3 separate regions of the Mus musculus genome follow, and regions 1 and 3 are each linked to region 2. Evidence: chromatin loops called from intact Hi-C (ENCODE). Cell type or tissue: left cerebral cortex. All regions are shown on one strand. Each heading gives the region's core, and the rest is flanking DNA. Links, peaks and the distances in the headings are about the cores only.

Region 1 (7,817 bases), core at 1,345-6,344, 180 kb after region 2:
TGAAGCTAATGAGTGTGATTGCTATGACTTCTCATGTACAGAGAAGGAGGAGTCTTTACCTTAAACACTTATAGCCCACAGCTCTCAGTAGAACAGAAATGGGTTGATTGCATTATCTTTTATCTCATCACACCTCTCTATAGAAATATGCAACTCTCAGGGAAACTCAACACACGCATGCACACACACACTAAATGTACTGGGATATTGTTTACAGCAGATGCAGAGACCGATTTGAAAATGTCACAAGTAGCTTTCAAGTTGGCAAATATCATCTTAAGAAACTGAAGCTTGTGTGTGTGTGTGTAAAGAGAGAGGGAGAGAGGGTTAGAGAGAGTGTTAGAGAGGGAGGGGGAGAGGGAGAGGGAGAGGGAGAGGGAGAGGGAGAGGGAGAGGGAAAGAGTGGAGATAGTACCAAAGGAATAGCTGGCAACTGATTTTGGTGCCTGGCTTCTGTATGCACATGCAAATATACACATAAGTGTAAACACACATATATACACACACAGGAGAAGATTAATTGGTCAAATGGGCAAGGGGAATGAAGTCAGACTGATTGAATACAATCATCTTCAGTTTTTTGTTTATGGGTACACTAAGAGAGGGAAAGACCAATCTCTTAAATGTGTCAGTATTTTAATCTACATGGATTTAATTTTAAGTTTGAATTATCCTTTAACATGACTAACATGACTGGAAACAGTAAGGCCAAGTGTCAGACAAACTCTTTGCCCCTCCACTGTATAAATGGTAAATCTAGTCCAAAGTAAGCTTCTTCTGTCATAGATTTATGTGAAACTCTGTGTCCTTCCATTTCTAGAGTAATTTTGTAAGCAAAGCTTTTAGGAGTTGATATTAATCTATGGCATAAAGGAACCAAAGACATTATCTTGTAAGATGTTTAAGATGAACAATGGGAGAGTGTGCTAATTAAAACTCTTAGAAGGCTATGTTTCCTGGTAATAGTTCATGCAGTTCTTTCTGCACTCTCTGGTAGATGGCCGTGTCATTCTGATAAGGTCAGTGGCCCTCATTTAACTGGCTGCAAATGTTTTATCACATCTTGTACTTCCAAGAAATGTTTACTGTTCTGGTTCACAACTTATTCTTGACATCTACAAGCTGTTCGAAAGCTTTTCCTTTTGTGACTGTGGTACAAATGAATATCACATGTTATTTACGTAGGCAGAGTAATTTTCATTACAATTATTCAGTTTATAAACACACATGCATTACTGGAAAATATGCACATGGTATTTGTATGTTTTTTTTCTTGTCAGTTCTAGTGTAGAATCCTGGGATTTATCAGTGTTAGGCAAGTGCTCTACTACTGGGCCGTATCCCTAGTTCTGTTTTATAGATGTATTCTTTTTAAAATTTCACATATGTACTAAAGCATCTTGATCATATCTACCCCTTACTTAGCTTATTAAACTCCCCCTAAGACCCTCATCTCATCTCTCCCCTAACTTTATGTCCTGCTATTATTTTTCTAAACAAACTGAGTTTAATTACTGTTGTTTACATGTGCTTGGGTGTGGGGTCACCTAATGGGGAAAGAGGAACCTTCCAGTACCCACACTTCTAAAGAAAAGTGATCCTCCTGCAACCATCAACTTCCAACAGTACCTCAGCTAGGTTAGGGCCTGAAGAGACTCTTTCACCTCCATGCAGGGATTTTATATTAGTTTGATCTTCCACAGGTCTTCTGTAGGTAACCACTGCTGCTGTGAGTTCATGTATGCAATGACCATGTCATGTCCAAAGGACAGTATTTCACAGCTCTCCTCTCTTTCTTCTAGCTCTTACATTCTTTCCATCCCCACTTCCTCCTTGTTCCCAAACTTTGCATGGAGGGAGGGTGTTGATACAGGTGTATCATTTATGATTGAGCACTCACAGTTACTTATTCTTAACATTATGGGTAGTTAACTACTATCCTCTGCAACAAAATGCTTCCCTGATCAAGGTTTTTGGGCAGCAAAAATCCCACAGAGTTAGAAGGCAGTTTGACAAATTGATCATTAGAAAAATACCATCAGTCAGGTGTATAACTTCCCTAGCAATGGGTTTTGGCAATGTTTACATTACCAAGCATGAATTCCTTCCTCTGGCTTATATTCAAGTGGACAGAATGGTTGGCTGTACCATAAAAAAGTCTTGCCCACCAGTAGGCACACTTGAGCACCTGATCATTATTTTAGCCTACATGGTTCATGGCTGGATTAGACTACTGAGGTATAGCCTGATCTATAGAAATAGCAAATATTTCAGATATTACCTGAAAAATAAAAATAATTAGAATATTCTGTAACATGGAATTTTCCTGCCATTCTAAACATTTATATAATTTTCTAGCTTTTCTATAAATGTTCATTTTTAAGTCTATGCAGTTTGATTGATTGATTGGCACAAAGAAATTCAATAGTCAAAGTGATTATATAATGATATATTATATTATAGTGGTATTACATGATAATGTAGCATTAAGTTTTTCCTGACATCATATTATTTCACAGAGCTGATGAGGATTATATCAGATTATATGAATATAATGGAATATATGTATAATATATATATATATATATATATATATATATATATATATATATATATATAATACATATATTCCTGCACTGAATTGCTGTCCTTTTATCTTTTCTTATTCAATTTGTAAGTAAAATTAAAAAAGTAATTTTATAAATGTTTGAGACAAAACATTAACAAGGATCAGAAAGGTTAGTTAGGAGTTAGTGGAGCATCTCTGTAAACATGTATGGGGCATTGTGTCTGTTATCCTGCTAAACATACAATGTCCTTCCGAAGAGGATGGGAGAGCTTTCTACTCTATAACCACTCTGTTCATATAGAGAGGAAAATGAAAATTTTCCAAGTGTCCTGAGTAGCATATTAAATGACCTCAGTCCTCAGACATTTCCATGCACACCAGTGTTTGGTCAGGTAAGAGGTAAAGCTGAGACATCAGACAACAGATGTACTGGACTTTGACAGAAACAAGACAATTATTAATCCCCAAGTGAATGCCAAATTAATAAGTTGTTTTGGTGAGGGAGGGGCAAGATAGTCACAAAGGCACAACCAAAGTATTATAGAGGTAATACTATGCTAGGCTGTATTTTGGCTAAATTATTGGACCATTAAAGCATCAGCACACAATTGTTATTGTTGTCTTTACTTCAAATGAATACATTGTGATGTGCTTTGTTTAAACTATTAACCTTCCTAAAGTCACTTAGTCAGAAAATAACAACAGAAAACCTCTGAAAGCAATCTGTGATCTAATATACATGTCACTGAACCACAGATACGAGAAAAATACAATTTTGATAGGTATTTGAAAGTTTCAAAGGCCAGAAGAGCAGATAGCAAGACAAAAATATAGATAAAATAATTTGGAATGACACAATCTTTTGTCTTGTAATGCACAAGGCTTCTACAAAACACCTGCTTATATTTTTATCTCAAGGAATAAGAGATGTGGAATCTAAAGGAACTCACCTAACCTTACACCCATTGCCCCAGGAACAACTTCTTTTGCTGAACATCTTACAGAAAAAAATTTCATAAAATATTTAGCCAATCTCAACAGGGAAATGTAGAAAGTAGGAGATCCTAGGAGGTGGCAGGTATAAACCAAAGGTATGCTATAGAGATGTCCTCATCCTCTGAGCCAAGCTTCCATCTTACAAAACATTTCATATGAATTGAAACATTCTAGGAAGGAAAACGAGGGCCTCATGAGGCTAAGGAGGTTTAAAAAAATGACATAGATCTGTGAAAGTAGAAACTTGCAAGGTTCTCAGAGACTCCTGAACAGAATGAATAAACAAATACAAGGGAACAGCTTGATTAGACAAGCAGCCAAGAGAAGATTCCTGGCCCTGTCGTCGAACTGCCTGCCTGTAAGTTTGCAGAAGGATCATGGCTGAGCTTTTGTGAACCATCATCCATGGTGAGGCGGGGGTGTTAGTGTGGCACTGTTTTGAATTATCCTTGTTCTTGTGTGTAACTTATATATTCATTCCCAACAAAGACTTATTGTTTTAACAAGTTGGACTTCGGTGCAATCATTTGATCTTTTACAGATTTCTTTCTAGGCTAGATAAACCATATCATAGGTATGTTTTGAAGTCGTTTCTTTGTTTAGTAGAACACAGGAGAGTAAGCAGCAGCAAAAGGGGAACCCCAAACACCTGTTTGTGTGCATGTACATAGTAGGTGTGATAAAGTGAACCTCTTTTAAAGCCTCTTTGTAGGGAACATCAAATAAATCAACTGAACAACGAGAACCAGTATAATGTAACCATTTGAACTTACAAGACAATTCAAGTCACATTGCTCAGCCTATTTTTATTTAATTTCCCTAACTGGGAGAGTTATTTTTGTTGAAGTACAAAAATAAGAAATTATAAAACAATCATGCTTTAGCTTGGCAACTTTTGAACACAAAACAGCCATTTTAAACACAGCCTTCTTACCTACCTTTGGTGGTCTCTCTAAAATTTCATTTGACGACAGGACTACAAATCATGATAAGAAAAAAAAAACAAACCTGAGGAACAGTGTTTCAGAGATTTTTTTTATTCCTAAAATTTATGTTCCTACTGGTTTAAACAACCAAAGAAACAAACAAACAACAACAACATGAGCTATGGGATCCAAAGCTAAAGGCATAATAATATACAATAATCAAACAGAATTGCAAGCGGTATGTATTGATAAGCATCTCATATCTCATAAAGTGCACCCATTCTTAAAATACGAAAGGCTTCCTAACTCCAGATTCTGGCTGGAAGGTAAAATTTTATTACATAACTAAGCTCCAGTGCAACAAAAGATATAAATTTCTTTGTCTCCAAGAACTAAATGAGTGTAAATCTATATTTTTAAGCTGTGTTCTACTACTTAGCCATAGCAAAGGGAAAACCTTGGGAAGTTTTGAACATGCATTTAAATTCAAAGAAAACCAAAATTTTGTTCATACCCATCTTAGTTAGGATTTCTAGTGCTGCAACAAAACATCACAACCAAAAAGCACTTTGGGGAGGAAAGGGTTTATTCAGCTTAGGCTTCTACTTCTTCATCACCAAAGGAAGTCAGGACAGAAACTCAAACAGGACAGAAACCTGTAAGCAGATGCTCATGCCACGGGGGAATGCTGCTGACTGGTTTGCCTCCCCCCCCCCTAGCCTGCTCAGCCTGCTTTCAGCCCAGTATGCTGGGACCTTTCCCATTGATCACTAATTGAGAAAATGCCTTACAACTGGATCTCAGAAAGGCATTTCATCAACTGAGGCTTCTTTCATCCTCTCTGATGACTTTGTTTTATGGAAAGTTGACAAAAAAACAGCCAGTACAACAGACTTCTTGTCCAATTGACACAAATACATCACTACTAAGCCACAACCTTTCCTTATTTATCCCCAAGATCTCATATTAAAACATACATTACTTTAAATTCCTATAGTTTTTACAGAAAGAAATGTAATAAAATTCCAGTCACTTCAAAATAGACAATTTCTTCCAAAACTGCTGGGATTACTTGCTGCAACTGGGCTGCAACTGCACCAGTATCTCCTCATATGCTCTCTTCTTAGTGCTAAGCTCCACCTTCTTTGTATCACTTCTTCAGTGCTGGGCTTTCAACTCCCACTGAGGACTGCACCTTCACCAGTGGCCTCTCCTGGCCTCTCACAGTGCCAAGCCTCAGCTACTCTTCATGACCATTTCATGCCTTCAAATCCAGTACCATCTGGGTGACTCTTACACATTACCAAGTTTGGTTACCAATAGAAGGCACAACTGTAGCTGCCCCTGGAACACAGCTTTCCTGTGCTTTCAGGAAACACTTCCCAAATTTCACCTCAGTGATGCTGGTCTCTTCTTAATCACCACTAATTTCTTAGCTCCACTTAAACAGCATTAATAGTCCCAGTAAAGCAAAGGTTTCTTTGCAATGGTGCTGGTCCCTTGTTAATTATGCTGACTCTTCTGCTCAGCTGGCCATACAAGTGTGTTTCAGTACAATGGGGAACTATGGTGTAGTACACCTAAAGGCACTATACTAAATATACAAACTTTCTTTTTGCCAAAATAATAATAAATAATAAACAAACAAACAAACAAACAAAAAGAACCCCACCAAGGAACAGATACAGATTTGGAAAAAGGCCTGTCATCCTCATCTTATCACTGAGCCTTTATGTCTATGTGGATCTCAGTAAACTACTTGTTTGTCTTGCTGGGTTGCTTATGTGACTTGCTTTGGCTAATGTAACAAGAATGGGCCTAAAAACTTTAAACATGAGCCAAATCTTTTCTCACTTCAGGAAATCAGTATACAAAAGACTAGAACTCAAGCATCCTTTCTAAACTATAAAGCAAAATAGAAACCGGTGGAAGAAATTAGTATTCAGAAGAAGAGGGTATGTATTCATGCTTTCTTCTCATGCCAAAAAATAATTAAAAAGAAACCAAGATAGCAAAATAAAATGAGTCATTCTGTTGCATACCCAATTCTCATTTATTTGAAAACACATTTTTTTCCTTAAAAGGAGGCCCTATTTTTCCCCATAAAATCTTTAATGTATTTCTAGTAATTTTTACATAGGTGCATTTACTTTGATTAATTATGCTGCTTCTATATGTTAGCCTGTTACTTGGATTCCTTCTTAATAAGGTCAGTGTTCTAACTGCATTTGAATAAATTATCTCCTTCTACAAGATTCTACAGCTTGCAACATGTACCTTCACATATCTAATCTCTCAAGTTAGAGAATAATTTTTGACTCCAGTTTTATTTTCCATTAGCTGTCTTCACTTAATTCAGGAGCAGACCTAAAATGCATATTTCTATCTTAACCCTTTCTACTGCTACAACAATAATCAGCTTGGTTTTTCATTATAAAAATTATTGTAAAAATACACAGAGTAAGAAAATATGATGACGCTGGACTGTGTTTGAAAACACACACAAAATTATAAACTGAGAATAAAAACATTTAAAACATGCATGATGTTAAGTGAACTGTGTTCACGATTCATCATGACATTACAGGCATGTTTATATAATATCTCTAGAACCATAATGCCATATACTGGATGAACATCAGAAATCTATCTTCACTAGAATTCATCTGTGTCTGTCTCTTAGACTGAGAAAAAAGAGTCCTAGTAGTAATTTCTGATAACAACCCCTGAATCTCTGAGTTGTCTGTGTTGGTCAAGCTATATATTGAATGAATACTTGCTGAACGGATGTAATTGGTGTACCTGTTTAGGGTCTAGATGAATGGAGGCTTCATCACAACACTCTTTCTTACCATTGCCATACTAGAGCCCACAACTTGCTGACCCATAAATGCCTCTCTCAGAAAAGATGCTTCTATCACTCTGGCTGAAGCATGTTTCAAGACCACATCTAACTGGAATGAAAGGCTGGAAACTATGTTCCTATGCTTGTCTCAGAAAGAAAAGTGTTGTTTAATCATAGTGTAAGTGTTACCAAGGCCTAGAGAATTGTAACTGGGCAATTCTATTCAGTCATTCATTCACACAGTGAGACATGTGTCTAATCTATATTGAGACATGAGCTAGTTTCCTAGAAGTACACAAAGTGAGAGAGTTCCTTTGCACGTGCTGGCTTGGGATGCATATCTAAACCAGCCACTATTATTTAAACAATAATGGTATGAATAGGATCCTATGACAATCACTTAAAACCACACAATATAAAGGTGTGATGATTTTTAAAGAGAGGCAGGCAAACAATGCACTCACAGAATGGTGTATTTCAT
Region 2 (7,817 bases), core at 1,738-6,737:
TTTTTATTTTTCTAATTCTTCCCCAGTTAACCTATGGTAGTTCTGAGCAGAAACATCATGACATTCTTTCTTCTATTGGCTCCTCTGATGTCATACTCTGACTTCATATTCTAACTTCACACTAATAACATCACACTTGCCGTCACATTGTGATATAACATTGTTCTCGTTAATCTTTCTACATAGGTTCTTTACTCTAAGTCTATCGAGAGGCTTCCATCTACACCAAATCTGTAGTCTATAGTGTTAGCTTTCTATAGATATTCTGTGCTTCCAGTTGCATAATACCATCCACATTTCCCAACACCCATTTTATTGACACAAGCTAAATAAAAAGTGGATATCTATAAAAATTGTCTTTAACAGATTTATTTTCTTTGTCATGTATACTTTATGATCTAAAGATATCACAAGCAATAGTGCTTTCAGAGCTAAACTTATACTCTTGAAAGGGAGTTCATTGTGGTGGAGACCTTGAACTCTAGAGTCAGATGTCTGGATATATGTGATCCCTGGCACATTATTCTAATAGTATTCTTGATTTCATCATTGTGAAAACCACAGTATACATCTAGTGTAGAGAATTTTATCTCCAATTCTGAAGCCAGTAGTGTTCCACCCATACCTCCCAGTTTCAGGATGGTGCTACCACATACGTAGTCTTTCAAGTCAGAGATCTCCTTGCAGCTGATTCTTATAGTTCACTCATGTGATATTTTGCAGTCAGCAAGCCAAAGCAACTAAAAAACCTGAAGTTCACTGAATCATACATGTCTATCTTGAGAGCATCTCAATTCAAGTTCACATTACAAACATCTGCATCTATCTTCTCTTCCTGCAATGATACTTTGAAAACCCATATATGGGCTAGTGAGATGGCTCAGTGTGTAAAATTGCTTGCTACAGAAGGCTGATGACCCAAGATTGGTCCATGGAACCCACATATAGTTGGAAGAAAAACTCCTGAGAGTTGTCCGCTGATGTCCTCTGACCAACACATACATAATTATATATTACATATAATATATAATTTTATATATTTAAAATTCATTTAATAATATATTTCATAATATACATCTCCAAACTACTCTATAATGAAAGCACAAATATGATTATGCATTGCATCATGGCAGCTACTTAAGTTCTCAAGAAAACTCTCAAAAGATCGGTGATTTTAACAGTGGTACTACTAAGTATGAACTGGTGCTCCTCTTCTACATTCACACTCAGCCTCAACTCTACTTGGTCCCACTCTTCACCTTATCTCCTGTGTTCTCTTTAATTGAAAATACATCCTTTTTTCATACAACATATACTGATTAGTTTTCTCTCTCTTTATTTTTCCCAGCTCCTCCCTATCTCCTCTCCCTCAGGATCCACTCCATTTCTGTCCTTTATAAGAAAAGAACAGGTGTCTAAAAGATAACAACCAAAACCTGACAAAATAAAATATAATATGCTGAAGCAAAGACTATCATACCAACGTTGGACATGGCAACCCAAAAGGAGGAAAAAAGTCCTAAAAGTAGGCACAAGACTCAGAGACTCACATTCTATCAGTTAAGAGTCTCATAAAAATGCTAAGCTAATAGCTACAGTATTTATTCAGAGGGCCTGGTAAAGACCCACACAGGCCCTGTGCTTGATGTTTCAGTCTCTATGAACTCATATGCTCCTTGCTTGATTTAGAGGGCTTTGTTCTTTTGCTGTCCTTCATCCCCTCTGGCTCTTACAATCTTTCTGCTTTCTTCTCTGCAAGATTCCCTGAGCTCTGCGTTGAGAATTTGATGGAGACTTCCAATTTAGAGTTTCTTTCCACATAATGTTTGGCTGTGGGTCCCTGCATCTTTTTCCCAATCTGCTGTCAGATGATGGGAAATGATGATGACAACTGTATAAGGCATTGATCTATGAGTATAGCAGAATATTACTAGGAATCACTTTATTAATTTTTTTAGATCAGTAGTGTTTGCTTTTTCTCTAGTTTTCTTGGTTATCTAGACCCTGGTCTTTGGTTACCCAAGTAGTGCTGGGTATGGGTTCCTTCTTATGGTGTGGGCCCTAGGTCACATCAGACTTTGGTTGGTCACTCCTACCAGTTCTGTGCCAGCATTGCTGGAACATGTATGAAGGAAGATTGGATGATAGGTCAAAGATTTTGTAGCTGGGTTGATGCCTACACTTCTCTTTAGTAGCTTGAAGAGTACCTTCCCACACCAAACAGACAGAAATATAGGGGAGGGCTCCAAGTAGGTACCAGATCAACTTCTCTGTGTTCAATGAGTTGTGTGGGTTTTGTCCTCAGTAGTAGGGCCTTGCTGTCATTTTGCAGAGGGCATAAAATTATATATTCTTATACCAGATCCATGGGTAATCTACGTCTTACTCTACACAGGTATATTTTTCTTTGTATTTTAAAAATTTAAATCAAATTGGAAAATAGTTTTCCCCTGTCAGAATAGACTATGATTACTATAGCATGAAAATATGTCATGCAACTATGTGCTGTGGATTACTTTGATCACATTTTAATCACTTAAAACTCAATTTTGTGAATATATCAGAAGCAATGTGAGGTCTGGATCCACATCTGACCTGTTCAACCTGGTGTTTCTCAGAATGAGTGTAATATCAGGTTCAAAGTAGATACATAAAAATATTAACTGTGTAAGTAAATAGATATAGGTGCTAAAGATTATTTTATTTTCTAAATTTGTATAGTCTAGACCCAGATATACAACTCCTGAGCATATACCCAAAAGATGTTCCACCATACTACGAGAACACTTGCTCAACTATATTCATAGCAGCTTTTTTTTTTTTTTTTTGTAATAGCAAGAAACTGGAAACAATCTAGATGTCCCTCAAATGAAGAATGAAAAAAATGTGGTATGTTTACACAAGGAAATACTATTCAGCTATTAAAAACAAAAAATTCATGAAATTTGTAGGCAAATGGATGGAAATAGAAAATATCATCCCGAGTGAGGTAACCAAGACTCAGAAAGACATGCATGGTATGTATTCACTTATAAAGTGGACATTAGCCATAAAGTACATCCTGCAGTCCTCAGATCCAAAGAAACTAAGTAACAAGGAAGGCCTAAGGGAGGAGGCTTGAATCTTACTCAGAAGTGGAAATAAAATAGTTATCGGAAGTAAATGGAGAGAAGGCTTTGGGTGGGAGAAATCTGTATAGTCTGTACAGTTTCAAACCAATTTACAATCTGTCAACTTGGAATTTTTTAAATGTATTTCCGGAATTTTAGTGATAAAACGATTAAGAGTTAATGGTCTGCAGTGAGTGTAAAGCTTACAGATTTGGCTAGGATTTCACATCTCCTTAGGCAAAGCCATGGCTAGATGGTTCTCTTTAAACCAACTTTATATGTACCTATCAGTAGCTGAACATTTAGATCCAGGACATTCCTGTTTCTCTCTGGAAGACACAGGAACAATGAACACATCTGAAGAGTGATTTATGCACAGAATATTGATACAATGTTGAACAAGGAGGTAGCACCAAGGGAGAGAGCTTTAAAGATTTAATGATCTTTAAAATAACTTTTTAGATAGAACAACAACAACAAAGGCATAGAAAGAATGTGTCTGGGAAACAGTGTAAGATTATACATAAGAAATTATGATCATGTCATATACACACCACATATAGAAACACATTCTCTTTTTCTGAATTGTGGTCACAGCCTAGAATACATCAAAGCCAGGTATCTTCTCACCTTGAATTTTGTACACTGTCTGATTTTCAGCATTGCCTCATATTTGCACTCATGGAGGAGCAGTTAGGTCAGCCATGGGAGTTTATGTCATCCCAGCATGTGGGAGGTAGAAGCAAGAAGACATACAGCTCAAGCCCAGCTTAGGTTACACAGGGAGACCTGCTCTCCACAAAGGCAGAAAAAAAGAAAATTTTAGATTCTAGGAGCTTTCTTTCTTTTCTTTTCTTTCTTTTTTTTTGAAAGGGATGGAAAAGGTCAAAAAGAAAATAAGAATGTGTGTCTTTTGGCAAGACTAGTATAGTGTGTTTCTCTGAAGTCAACGATAACTTCTTTTCTGGGTTCTCACAGCCCAGAGCAGTTCCCTTTTAATTAAATAATGTATGTTTTCTAGTCTGAGTTGAATCTATCTATGGGGGACTTTTTTTCTTGTCTACATTAATGGCATGTGGTCGACAGTCACAGCCTCTCTTTGAATACTCTAACACAAATAAATAAGCAGCATAATTTCCTGGACAAGTCTAATTCAGGTGAAACCATAGGGAGATTCTTCTTGCTGTATTATGTAAATCTAATATGAATGAAAATTTAGGTAAAAAAGAACTGCAGTCACCTGAGAATTATGTATACCATAGTCAAAAGTCAAAAGTTAAGAATACGTGTGCCCAATAGGCGCCTCTTTATTCACTGTAACCTCATGCCAGTCTCTTAGCTGATCTTGCCTCACACGCCGTACCTAGAAAGATGAGGGCCAAAACAGGGCTTTGTCTTTCCAAGGTTTTCTATGGCATACATGCTGTTTTTATTCATCCACACAGTCTTGCATTTTTCAAGTGACAAGTGTTTCTAGTTCATCCTCTGGGAAGCATTTTGCCTTACTAACTGTGCCACAGGGATATGGAAATCTGCCAAGCTCACTCCACATCCTACTTAGAAAGAGGCATCTTTAAACTCATTGCACTCAAGCACATCTCTGAAACCTGAATCAAGGGTCATCTCCATGAGGATTGAGGATGTGGAGTGCAGTGCCAGAGGCTTGTTTAGTTTTTGACTGTTGACATGAGCACACTGAAAACCTAACTAGATCTGAGGGTTAATTTTCATCTTACCATTATAATACCTGAGTTCTAAATATTTTGTTTTTCATCATCATCTTGCATGGATTGTTGGGCTGTTGGACAGTGGACTTTAATGATGATGTCATCTTATCAGTAATCAAACGGGTGATCAAGGAGGAGAGAAGATCGAGTTCTTGTCTTCAGGGACACTCACTGACACCTCTACCAGGTTCTATGAGAAGCTTCTTCATAGCAGAACTTCAGGGTTTCTGTGCTGTCTACAGTCTTTCCAGGAACCTTCATCAACTAACTTCAAAAGACTTTCTTCCAAGGTGATTCCCACTATAAACCATCATTCCTGATTTCATCTTAAACTGCTTAATGAGAAGACTAATTTAAGTAAAATCCACTCCTCAACAGCAGGCCTTGGAGATGTTTGCTAAGTCTCTCTTAGTGCCTGTGCTTTCATTGTTCTTTGTTTTTATTTGTGCTTTAATGTTTATGCAGCCCAGAGTCATCTTTCATCTCTTCCCCTGCTGTGCTAGATATGAGGTTATATGCTGGGAAACACCGGGGAATAAAATAGTTCTGTGAACTAATGAATTTATAGGAGAGTGACAAGAGATAAATGTTGAACAGATAGGCAAGAAAATAAATGCGTAATTGTTCTTTGTGCTTACTTCTATGAAATAGCAGAGTCTTAAGCATATATATAAATATAAATATATATACATATACCTATACATATACATTGCCATACACTTACACATTTAACAAAATAAAATAAGCTGAAATATGATATTATATATTAATATATTGTTTTCTAAAATCCACATGCATTCTTCAGTTCTGAAAGTTCCACTGAACATAGGTTTTCCTTTTTAAAAACTTCCATTTTGTGATAATGGGTATAAAACTTAAGGTCTCATGAGGTAATCATCAAACTATGTCTTCAGCCCAGTCTTCACTTGCAGTGATGTTTTTTTTCTAGCTCATATTTCTGCTCTTCGCCCTCTTTTAGAAATAAGTATAACGAATTGGAATATTATGAGGTCAGAGGTTGTTATGGCTCAAATGTTTCTGTCCATTTAAAATCAACACTGGGGCCCAGTTCTCAGAGATGGGATTTTTAAGGAAATACAATGGTACTTTGAGAAAATAGCAGCAAGATAGTGCAAAGTAAAGCTCAATATCAGATTAAAAGATCTAAACTCCAGGAGAAAGTTATGATTCAGTAATAAATTGTTCCAGCTATATTTCTTAAAAGACTTTGGATTCCAGGAAAATGGATAATATCATCTAAGAGTTAAATGGAGAAATTAACTTCTAAGCCTTATGATATCTTTCAAGGAGCTAGCCCTTCCAAGGCAAAACTGTGAATTTCTGTCCTAGCATTCAAAGCTTGCTTATATGGAGGTACAGAAAAGACAGCTCTGTCAGAAAATAGCTGGTTTTTGGTAAAATCTTGTGTCTGAAAAGAACTTCAGTTTAATGACTTTTCCAATCTTTGAATAAATTACTCAGGTGATGTTCTTATTTGAATAACTCTTGAGAAGTCTTATGCTGTAGTACCAAGTCAAGATGATGATTATTAAGAAGTTATCAAGAGAAAGTCCATTGCACTATGATCTTTATGAAGTCAGAGACATCTGAACTTTGTGTGACAAATACTTTTCTAAATAAAATTTTGAGTATATAGATGATAATACTTTAAATATATATATATATGTACATATATATATATTCTTTCTGTGGAATGTTCCATATCTTCCTCTATTGGAGTAAAAGCTTCAGAGCTGGGAAGCCTTTCAATGTGGGTTATTTTATCCCATTGTTTGCACCTTTGTGAGAATAGGACCCTTCTTTCATGATCTCCTTCACAGAGCAGGGTAAAATGTTGGCTTTTTAAAAATCTTGTATAAATTACTGAAAGTAAGAAGTTTCAATGATATTTCTTGGTGTTTCATTCTTCAGCCTAACTAGAATTTTTTGATACTGCATATATTTATTAGTATTTTAATTAATGCTTGTGACAGTTGTATTTGTGCCTTCAAGACAGTTTGATCACACATTACAATTCTGAGACTCACCTAAATAAACAGGGCTTGTAGTGATAATTTTTTTAATCAATTAAAATGCTATGGGTATAAATCTAGGCAGTTACTTTATAATTGGGAAGATTTTAGCAGTCACGAAATGTACACGCTTGTCTGGTGTCACCCTAAGGCTAAAAGGGGAGTTAAAACAAAAATTAATTCAAGAAGACATCTACAGAGAAACATAGGCATAAAAAATTCAGCCTCAGTCTAAGCAACCGATAGAAAAGCTCATGAAATCCGAAAATGGCTGAATCAGAGCTCAATTTAAAGACGAACAATTGCTAGGATACAGAATTCACTGTAACTTTTTGATATGGGATAAAAGTGCAATTTCAAGAAGCAATTTACAATATTCTGAATATTTAAGTAACGATCTTGATTCATTTTGTAAGTAATAAATGCCAGAAATATTTGGTTCATTCTTAGTGAAAGAAAATTGTTACTGAATTAAATTATTTAGAAGCTGATTAAAATCCAATATATTTTGAGAAAATTAAGAGAATATGACAAGGAGAAAAATGCCTTGGAAACAATGGAAAAGGTATTAAAGAATGGAGATAGCCTCTAGACTAAAAGGGGTAAGCGCAAACAGAAGATCCTGCCAGTGGACAAATGTGTTCCATGTAACTGTAGCACTACAGGGCTAATCAGTCTTAAAATTCATATGAGATGTACATAAACTATTCACCAGCTCCCTATTGCTTTCACGGTAAACCACACAGTTTTTGCCACTGATTCCATACCTGAACATAGTTGTCAATCTCCTTTTGAACAACACCCACACAAACTCTACACTCCCTGATGCTCTGTGTTCATGCTTTGCTACCTCTATCTTGTTCTGAGGCCTTCTGCCTACTCACCACCTCCTGGGTAATGATTCTAAGGAAGAATAATCTTGTTCAACTAAGGCTAAGGGTTAAACT
Region 3 (7,817 bases), core at 1,706-6,705, 200 kb after region 2:
AGCACACAGTGTCTCAGCTTCACTCTGGTTTCATTCTATTATCCCATAGCCTGGTTATGCAGTCTTCTAAAAGATATTTTGCCTCCTCACAAAGGTATTTTTTCCTCTTTCAAATACGGTAGTTTTCTCAACAAATTAATTCAAACTTTTCCAGATGTTGGCTCCCCAATTTTCTATGCTATTTCTGATTTCCTGTTGTTTATAATGCTTCGTTCTTTTTTCTTCCTAGGAATATTTGATGGTGAAGTGTTAATGCATAACAGTAGCAAAACAGTTTCTTTTTCAGGTCAGCTATTCTCTCTCTCTCTCCTCATAGAAACACATTTTTTTTGTTGTTGTTGTTCCTACTTTACCCCTGAAATTCCACAAAGTGTAATTCTGCCCTTATATGAACACAGTACATGTGTGAAAGCATGTGTGTTTCTAGCCTAATATGTTTGTTATAGGCATGACCTTCAGCACACTATAACTCTCCAATAATTTAAGATAATTTTCAACTAACCTGAACTTGGTGTAAAACAAAGATAATCAGGGCAACTGGAGAAATGATATCTTTTGAAAGTCAGTCAGTATAAACAGTGACTCCATTGTTAAAGTGTTTAAATAGATTATGTTGATGCTAATATAAGCTTTGATGTCATCCCTGATCACTGCTATTAATGTATCATGTTTCATGTGTATTAAAATGACAACTGATGTGGAGATTTTATTAAAGCAATGAACAATCAATGAAACGGAGTGAACATGAGAAACCCCCGGAGATGCATTTACTTAATACATATTCCATGTGTCTTTGAGTGACAAATGATAAACTTTCTCTTTTGATTAATAATGTAAGTAGCCTATCTGACACTTCCAAAGAGGTTATTGATCAAATCTACCATCATGGTTTAAGAATAGGTGACAGATATTGACCCTGCATGATTTGCTGAAATTTTCTTAATTCATTTTAGTGTAACAGATTCTAACAGGAGATAAAACACTTCTTCCATGAGTTAATTATTCCTAGAATACAAACAAGAGTATCTCTTATACTCACGTTAAGGTAGTCACAAAAGTAATATATGTTGTTGCCAAATATGTAGCTGGTTTTTGAAAATCTGGATCAGAATATACTTCTTTATAAATCAAGAAAATATAAGTTTTGTTCAGGCAACCACACTGAGAGGTTATCAGTGTACCTAAACACATGTACATAAAGTGACACCAAATGATCTAAGTAGTTTTTGTATGTGTATAATATATGTATAAATGTAAAGTAATAAGTATAAAGTAAGAGGCCCTCCATCTGAGGAACTGAAGAGGAATTGGGGTGAGGAGAGGAAGTGGTGGAAATATATAAATAGTGTATAATCATAACTCTAAGACATAAAACTTAATTTAAAATACATGCATATACATGCATAACTTGAAAACATTTTGGATTTTCACTCCACGAGCTTGAGTTCACACCTTTGAACCTTTCCAAGCCTCAAACATTCAGTATTTGGAATAGTGGGAATGATGCTTCCTACAGTACAATTTTGAAGTTCTGTTCTTGATTCATCCTGGGGGTTAGGGACTGGTGCCTAACAGTGTGAGTACAGCTCACCACTGTTTTCTGTGAGGAAAGGCAGGCATTAAGTGTTCACTGACTCCTCAGCACACACACCTAATTCCAGGACAGGAAGAGAGTGATCTGTTTAAGCGATGTTATTTTAATGTTTGCTATCCTACCACTACAAGTAAGTGTATATACACAGACTTGTACCACAGAAAAACTGATTTATACCCAAAAGTTTAACAAATATTCATCTAACCTGACATCCCACTTTCCTTGCAGAAATCTCTCCGGTTGGAAATGGTTTCTAGCTCAGCAACAGTTTAGCCAACTAATCTTCATGTTATTGGTGATTGTAGAGTTGCTCTGGAGGCTCCTAAGGCCAGCTTCCTCTTACTCCACTTCTCTAGATATGGGTGTTCCTAATGATTCAAACCTCGCACAAAGAACAAAGTTAGGACTTTACTGGGGAGTGCTGTGGTTTGAATATGAATGGCCCACATGGGTCATTTTGTAGGAAAGAGGAGTTACTTGACAGGGATTAGGAGGTGTGGTCTTGTTGGAGAAAGCCTTTCACTGGGGGTGGGCTTTGAGGTTTAAAATTCTCCCTCTCTCTCTTTTTTTTGTCACTATTATCTGTTTTCTTTTCTTTTTTTTTTAATTAGTCATTTTCTTTATTTACATTTCAAATGTTATCCTCTTTCCTGGTTTCCCCTCTGAAAACCCCTTTTCTCCCCCCACCCTGCCCCCAAGCTCCTCCCTGCCAGGGTCACCAACCCACCCACTCATGCTTCCCTGTTCTGGCATTTCCCTACACTGGGGCATGGAGCCTTCTCAGGACCAAGAGTCTCTCCTTCCCTTGATGTCCATAGCCATCTTCTGTTACATATGCTGCTGGAGCCATGGGTTCCTCCATGTCTACTCTTAAATTCTCAAGTAAGGCCAGATGATCCTTTCTCTTCCTGCTACTTGTAACTCTGGATGTAGAGTACCATGCATGCCTGCACGCTGCCGTGATTCTTGCTATTGACTAAAATGAACTTAACCTCTAAACAGTAAGACAGCCCCAACTAAATGTTTTAGTTTCTATAGTCATGGTATCTCTTCACAGCAATAAAACCCCTAAAATATAAAGCAAGTTTGTTGATTTGTACTTCCTTCCATACACTGTTGCTTTATGGTACACTTACTTTTAATTTTGAGTATTATGCAAATCCATAATTTGATGTTTTAAGGCATATGCAAATATTGGTAAATCATAGAAACTGACTCAAACACATGCCAATCTGACTATATGACATTATGGGAAAAGGCAAAACTAAGGATTATAAATTTCAGCATTTCTAAAGTTGCAGTGGAGGGAAGATAAGCATGTATGATATAAAAGCCTGTTACGGCAATAAAACATTTTGTATAATATTAAAATGGTTGACAGATATTATACATTTGACAAAGTCCACATAATATGTTACACAGAGTGAATCCTGATATAAATTAAGTATGGCCTTTGCTTGATGGTGTGAATATAGGCTTAGTGAATCCCGATTCAAGGATTCTTAAAGACCATACTTTCTGCTTTGTTACTTCCCCAGAAACAGTAGCTTTACACTGTTAAAATTGTTTTATGTTCAAATTCCATGTTCTAATATAGAAACAGTAAAATACCCAATGGGAGACTGATGTTGTCCTTAGAGATTCCCAGAGAAAGCATCAAGTTTCTCAGAAGATCCTAGAAACTCTCCACTTTATCATTCCATGGGGATATCATTCAGAGTCAGAAAAGAGTAACACAAACTGAATGTGTCCTCTCTGTCACAGATTAGAATTGTTCTGAAAGTCAAGATGCAAACCCATGAACAATTAGACCTCTCTTATTCCCAAAAAGGAGTACAAAGGATGCCCTGAAAAGTAAGTTGCTGAAGAGAACAAAATAATGTTTTCATTGCTGGTATGTGTGGCTACTATAATTCTTGAGTTTAAAGAGCACCACATATTTTCAAAATTTAGAATTTTCTAAAACATGAAGTAATTTTTGTGGAGTAAACAAACAAAAAACAAAGAAACAAAAAACAACCCAGAAACAACCCATCAATAAATTTATGAGCAGTTAGTCTTTCCCTTTGTATTCTTGGTTTAGGTGTAAAGTTTTAGTGCTGTGGAATGTGTGACCAATTCTTACACCTGGGTTACAGGCATTGAACAAACAAAATTACAGCATCAGTGAGATATTAATGTCAATTAAAATCTAATATCTACAACTTTTCAGCTATTGTAAAAATGTAGTGTTTTAAATTCAAATACAGACTTTTTTTTTTACAATTATGACCATGCACTATGTACTGGAAATACCCCAGATTAGCAATCTGACAGTAATACAGGATGCCTTTCATATGCAATAAAGATTTGTAATAACAATATCTTCAATTTCTAAAAATTCAAAGCAAACAAAAAGTACACTAAACTGTTCATGTTTACGTTCTATAATTATGGAGAAATTGGAAAAATTAAAAGCTTACAAAATATAATGGAATGTTATATTAATTGAGAAAATATTCATGCTTGCCTAAAGGCATGCTAAAATTCTGAATAAAACATGGCTCCTGTAATTGGACCAAGTTCATTTCTTATGAAGTTGTTCTAATTCTGAAGCTGCATATGTGCAGGAGCCTGGATGTGGGAGGCAAGGGTTGCCATGGTGAGCACACATCTTTTTGAGAAGTTAAATTAAAAAAAATGTGCATAAAGATCTCTCAGCTCATGGCATATTCTGGAAATTGAGGGTGCCTTTTCTCCCATGACATCTTGGTGTGGTGGAAGGGCATTGTCCAGGTAGGACATATACAGCTCAAATTTTAAAGACATCAGCTTTTTAAGGTCTCTTGGAAGTAAGAGATTCCCAAGTTAGGTAACTGCCCTTAATGATTGGGTAGGAAATCAGCTCCACTTACACTAAATTAATAGATTATCAACATTCAGGACATTTTTTAAACCTGAGGAATTCAAATACAGATATTGCTAAGTACACCTCTAAATAACTTTAGTCTCAGATAGTTAAGGAGAAATAAAATCACCCCTGAAGCCTGCTTTCTCTCCCTTCCCTGTTGTGATGAGTATTTTCAAGGAAGCCAGGCAGACTGCTCTATTCATTCCCAGCAAGACCTCCAGGTGGTTCTCTAGAACCTAGCAACTGGGAGTGCTTCAACCAGAGACAGAAGCACGCGTTTCAGAAAGGCAGCAGCTTTTGGTGTTCTAGAGCACCCATGTGCACGTGCTTGTGCTCAGGGTCTGAAGAACTTTCCCCTATGCCCTCAGAAAGAATGTATCATTTCAAACTAGGAACCAGCTGGGACCAGATAGATATCTGAATGGAGGGTACTGGAGGGAACGTTGAAACAAAGAATGTAGGATGTTGCTAACCAAGAGGCATCTCAGGCTGAGTTCCCTTTCGCTTTCTTTCACCTCTGGTCAACTTTATTAAAAATAAAAGGGAACTTCAGCAACTGGGATGCTGAGCTTCTCATAGGCTCAGCTTGAAACAAAGAAAAGCTACTTCCTAATACAGTTTCTCTTGCGTTGGAGGGATCACGTGTTCACTTTCACTGGTATGCACTCTGCTCGCCCACGCGATAAAACCTCTATTGTGCTTAGAAATTTTGCTCAGGTTAAAATATGCTCAAACACAAATTGCTTCTCATCCATCAGCAGAGCCCCATCTAGAGACTCGGGTGCACATGCTCTCCTGCTGACCCAATTACCACTGCAGGTAATTCCGATGTGCTTAAGTGTACAGGGAAAGTAATAGCAAAGAGCAGGTGGAGGCCCGCTGCCTCAATTCCCACCCACCCCCTCCTGCTTTCTGAGATTCCTTTTGATGGAGAACTTGGAAAGGACGTGGGAGTCACAGATGGTTCCTTCCTGAGGCCGATTCCCAGGAGTTGTGAAAGTAACCCCTTCCCTGCCTGGTGAGGTGCCACTTGCTTTGTGCCTTGGTGAGGAGGGGCAACCAGCAAGAAGGGGGTGGGGGGCGGAGGCGGATCTTTTCTCTCCCCAACCCTGATGGCCAAGTAGTGTAATGAAGCAATTTTGCAGCCATCTCGGTTATGAAGTCACTGTTTTTAACGACAATCTGTGCAGCCCCCACCCCCATCCCGCCCCCATCTTGACTCTAAATTTGATGATATAGGAGATCTCTGGTAGCCCAGCTAATTGTCTGCAAGCAGAGTGTCACAGTTACCCCAATATTGGCGGTCTTAGCTCCTTTTTCAAATACAATCCAAGGCATGTCCTGAATCCCAAAAGACCCCGGAGGATGCCAAGGGACCCAGAGCTGTACCAGGAGCAGTGAGATTCCCTAGCTTCTCTCACAGAACACAAAGGAGTTGCCTGGCTTAGAGAGTCAAGCATCTTCTCAGACTCCAAGGAAAGCACTCGCCCCATCCCTTCCCACTTCTTTCTGTCCTTTAGTCTTTCCTTCTTTCCCATCCCATTCTTCTCCCCAAACCCCACCCTTTTCTTTTCACCCTCAGTGACACCCCAATAATTCCTTTATAGACACCAAGACAGTAATACACCTTTCAAGATAAAGCACAAGTGTGTGCTGCCACAAGTGTGTGTGTGTGTGTGTGTGTGTGTATCACACTTGCTCCATCCCTCACACACCACGGGGAAAGCAGACTGGATACCCCAGGATCAAAAAAAAAAAAAAAATGCAGAAAGCCATATCTCTCAGGACTCCGTGGTCCCAGCATCAGTTCCCCGCACTCGCTCCTCACCTTTCCTTTTCGCAATATGTAACCCTTTAGAGTCCCTTGACCATCCAAAGCGCCGGGCTCCTAAGCACTTGTCCAGCTATCGCTGGATTCCACAGACCGGCAACCGCCCCAACGCTGAGGCACCCGGGCCACCTGAGCCTCCCAGATCCCCACTCCTGGACCGTGGGCAGAGGTCCCCCAATGCCCTACTCACATCGCCGGAAGCAGAAACTACCCATGAGGGTCCAAGGAGTGAAGGCCTTGCAGCTGCTGAGGGTTACTCCTTAAAGTGCTCTGGGGTCCGCAGTGAAGCCAGTAGGGGAGTCCTCCGAAGCAAAGGCAGAGGGGACTCCAGGCAGATGCGGTGTCAGACCATGGTGCCACTGCCCTTCAGGTGCAGGAGAGGAGAGGCGCCCCTGGGGAGCCGGGAGCCCGCCCGGAGCACCACTGCGGCCAGTCCCCGGCCTCCGCCCGCCCAGAGCGCCGCGCTAGCGACCGTAGCAGCAGCAGTGGCGGCGGCGGCGGCGGAGGCGCAGCTCCCTCCCCGCCCCCAGAAGGCTCCACAGACAATAAATCCTGGGTGGAGAAGAGAAAGGCAGCGCGGGCGAATCGTGTACCCAACTCGGCTGCTGCCCCGGCTGGCCGCGACGCCTCTGAAGAGGCGAGGGACCCCGTGGCCCGGGGCGCAGCAAGCACTGGCTGGGCTCTTGCGCTCCCGCAGTTGCGGGTGGCGGCGGGGGTCCTGGGTGGGCGGCTGCAGGTCGCGCTTGCCCAGAGGCTGGGTGGCCGTGGCTTGGAGCCCAGGGTTGGCCCGGAACGGGGTCCTCCGTGGTGCCGCGGCTTGGCGCACAGGTGCCAGGATTGGCAGACGAGGCGCTGCTCCTGGCTCGCGCCTGTGACTCCCCACTCTCCCCGCCCCCTCTCTTTCCTCCCACCCCCTTTTCCGACGACACCAGCTGCAGCTGCTTCAAAGTGTGAAAAATGTCAAGGAGATTTTCCAGGGCTCAGAGAGGATGACCACCACCTTGCCAGACCTCAGCCATTCTTGGACTACCTTGCTTGCCCCTTATGACCTCTACTTGGACTCCCTGCAATTTGGAGGAGCAAGATCTCAGTCCCGCGGAGAAATGAGATGTTCTAGCTTTCTCTGGTTCCGTTACCACCCGCAGCTTTTAGACAGCCAGTTGAGCTCTCTAGGTCCCTCAGTTGCCTGGAGTACACAAAGCAGGTGTCATCAGGCTCGCACGGGGCAGCGCGGGCTCCCCCGGCGTTCTCCCACCAGCCCGGGGCGCTCCTGCTGGCGGCACGGTGTTCTGCAGCGCCGGGAATCCGCCAGCACCGCGGCTCCAGGCCTGTGCGCTGGGTGCTCCCGCACCAGTTCAGTGACGCTGCGCGTGGCTCCGCAGGCTGCCGCTCCTGCTACCTCAGCAAAGAGACCGCCAGGAGTGCCTCCTCGGGGTTTCCTCCCTGCCTGCGTTGCAGGCTGCAGGTTGCAGGCTGCCCAAGGAAAAGGTCTGCTTCTGAGT

The links. A loop is a pair of places that touch in the nucleus more often than their neighbours do. Peaks named below come from ENCODE experiments on the same cell type or tissue, not always from the same donor. Only the 100,000 strongest peaks of a DNase experiment are listed, where the experiment ranks them.
Region 1: it touches region 2 in a loop (2.8-fold over the local background); 2 of 42 quality-filtered maps call a loop at or near these places.
Region 3: a loop joins it to region 2, with 2.6 times the contacts of the local background. A loop is called at or near these places in 4 of 42 quality-filtered maps.

What each region holds. Positions count from the first base shown.
Region 1 is chr3:158,542,643-158,550,459 of GRCm38, forward strand. The region is part of intron 1 of Lrrc7 (leucine rich repeat containing 7); the gene reads right to left. Among named protein-coding and RNA genes, the nearest start is that of Lrrc7, 15 kb to the right of the region's middle. In left cerebral cortex, for the core only: no CTCF peak of the experiment used is centred there; a DNase peak (open chromatin) is centred at 3,946.
Region 2 is chr3:158,357,664-158,365,480 of GRCm38, forward strand. All of the region lies in intron 3 of Lrrc7 (leucine rich repeat containing 7), which reads right to left. Among named protein-coding and RNA genes, the nearest start is that of Lrrc7, 200 kb to the right of the region's middle. In left cerebral cortex, for the core only: no CTCF peak of the experiment used is centred there; a DNase peak (open chromatin) is centred at 4,608.
Region 3 is chr3:158,554,601-158,562,417 of GRCm38, forward strand. Lrrc7 (leucine rich repeat containing 7) reads right to left here and starts at 7,161. Exons shown (of 28, transcript NM_001081358.3): 1 at 6,506-7,161. In left cerebral cortex, for the core only: CTCF peaks have their summits at 4,687 and 5,630; DNase peaks (open chromatin) are centred at 4,239, 4,758, 5,177, 5,467 and 2 more places; H3K4me3 peaks cover 3,437 bases; H3K27ac peaks cover 2,403 bases.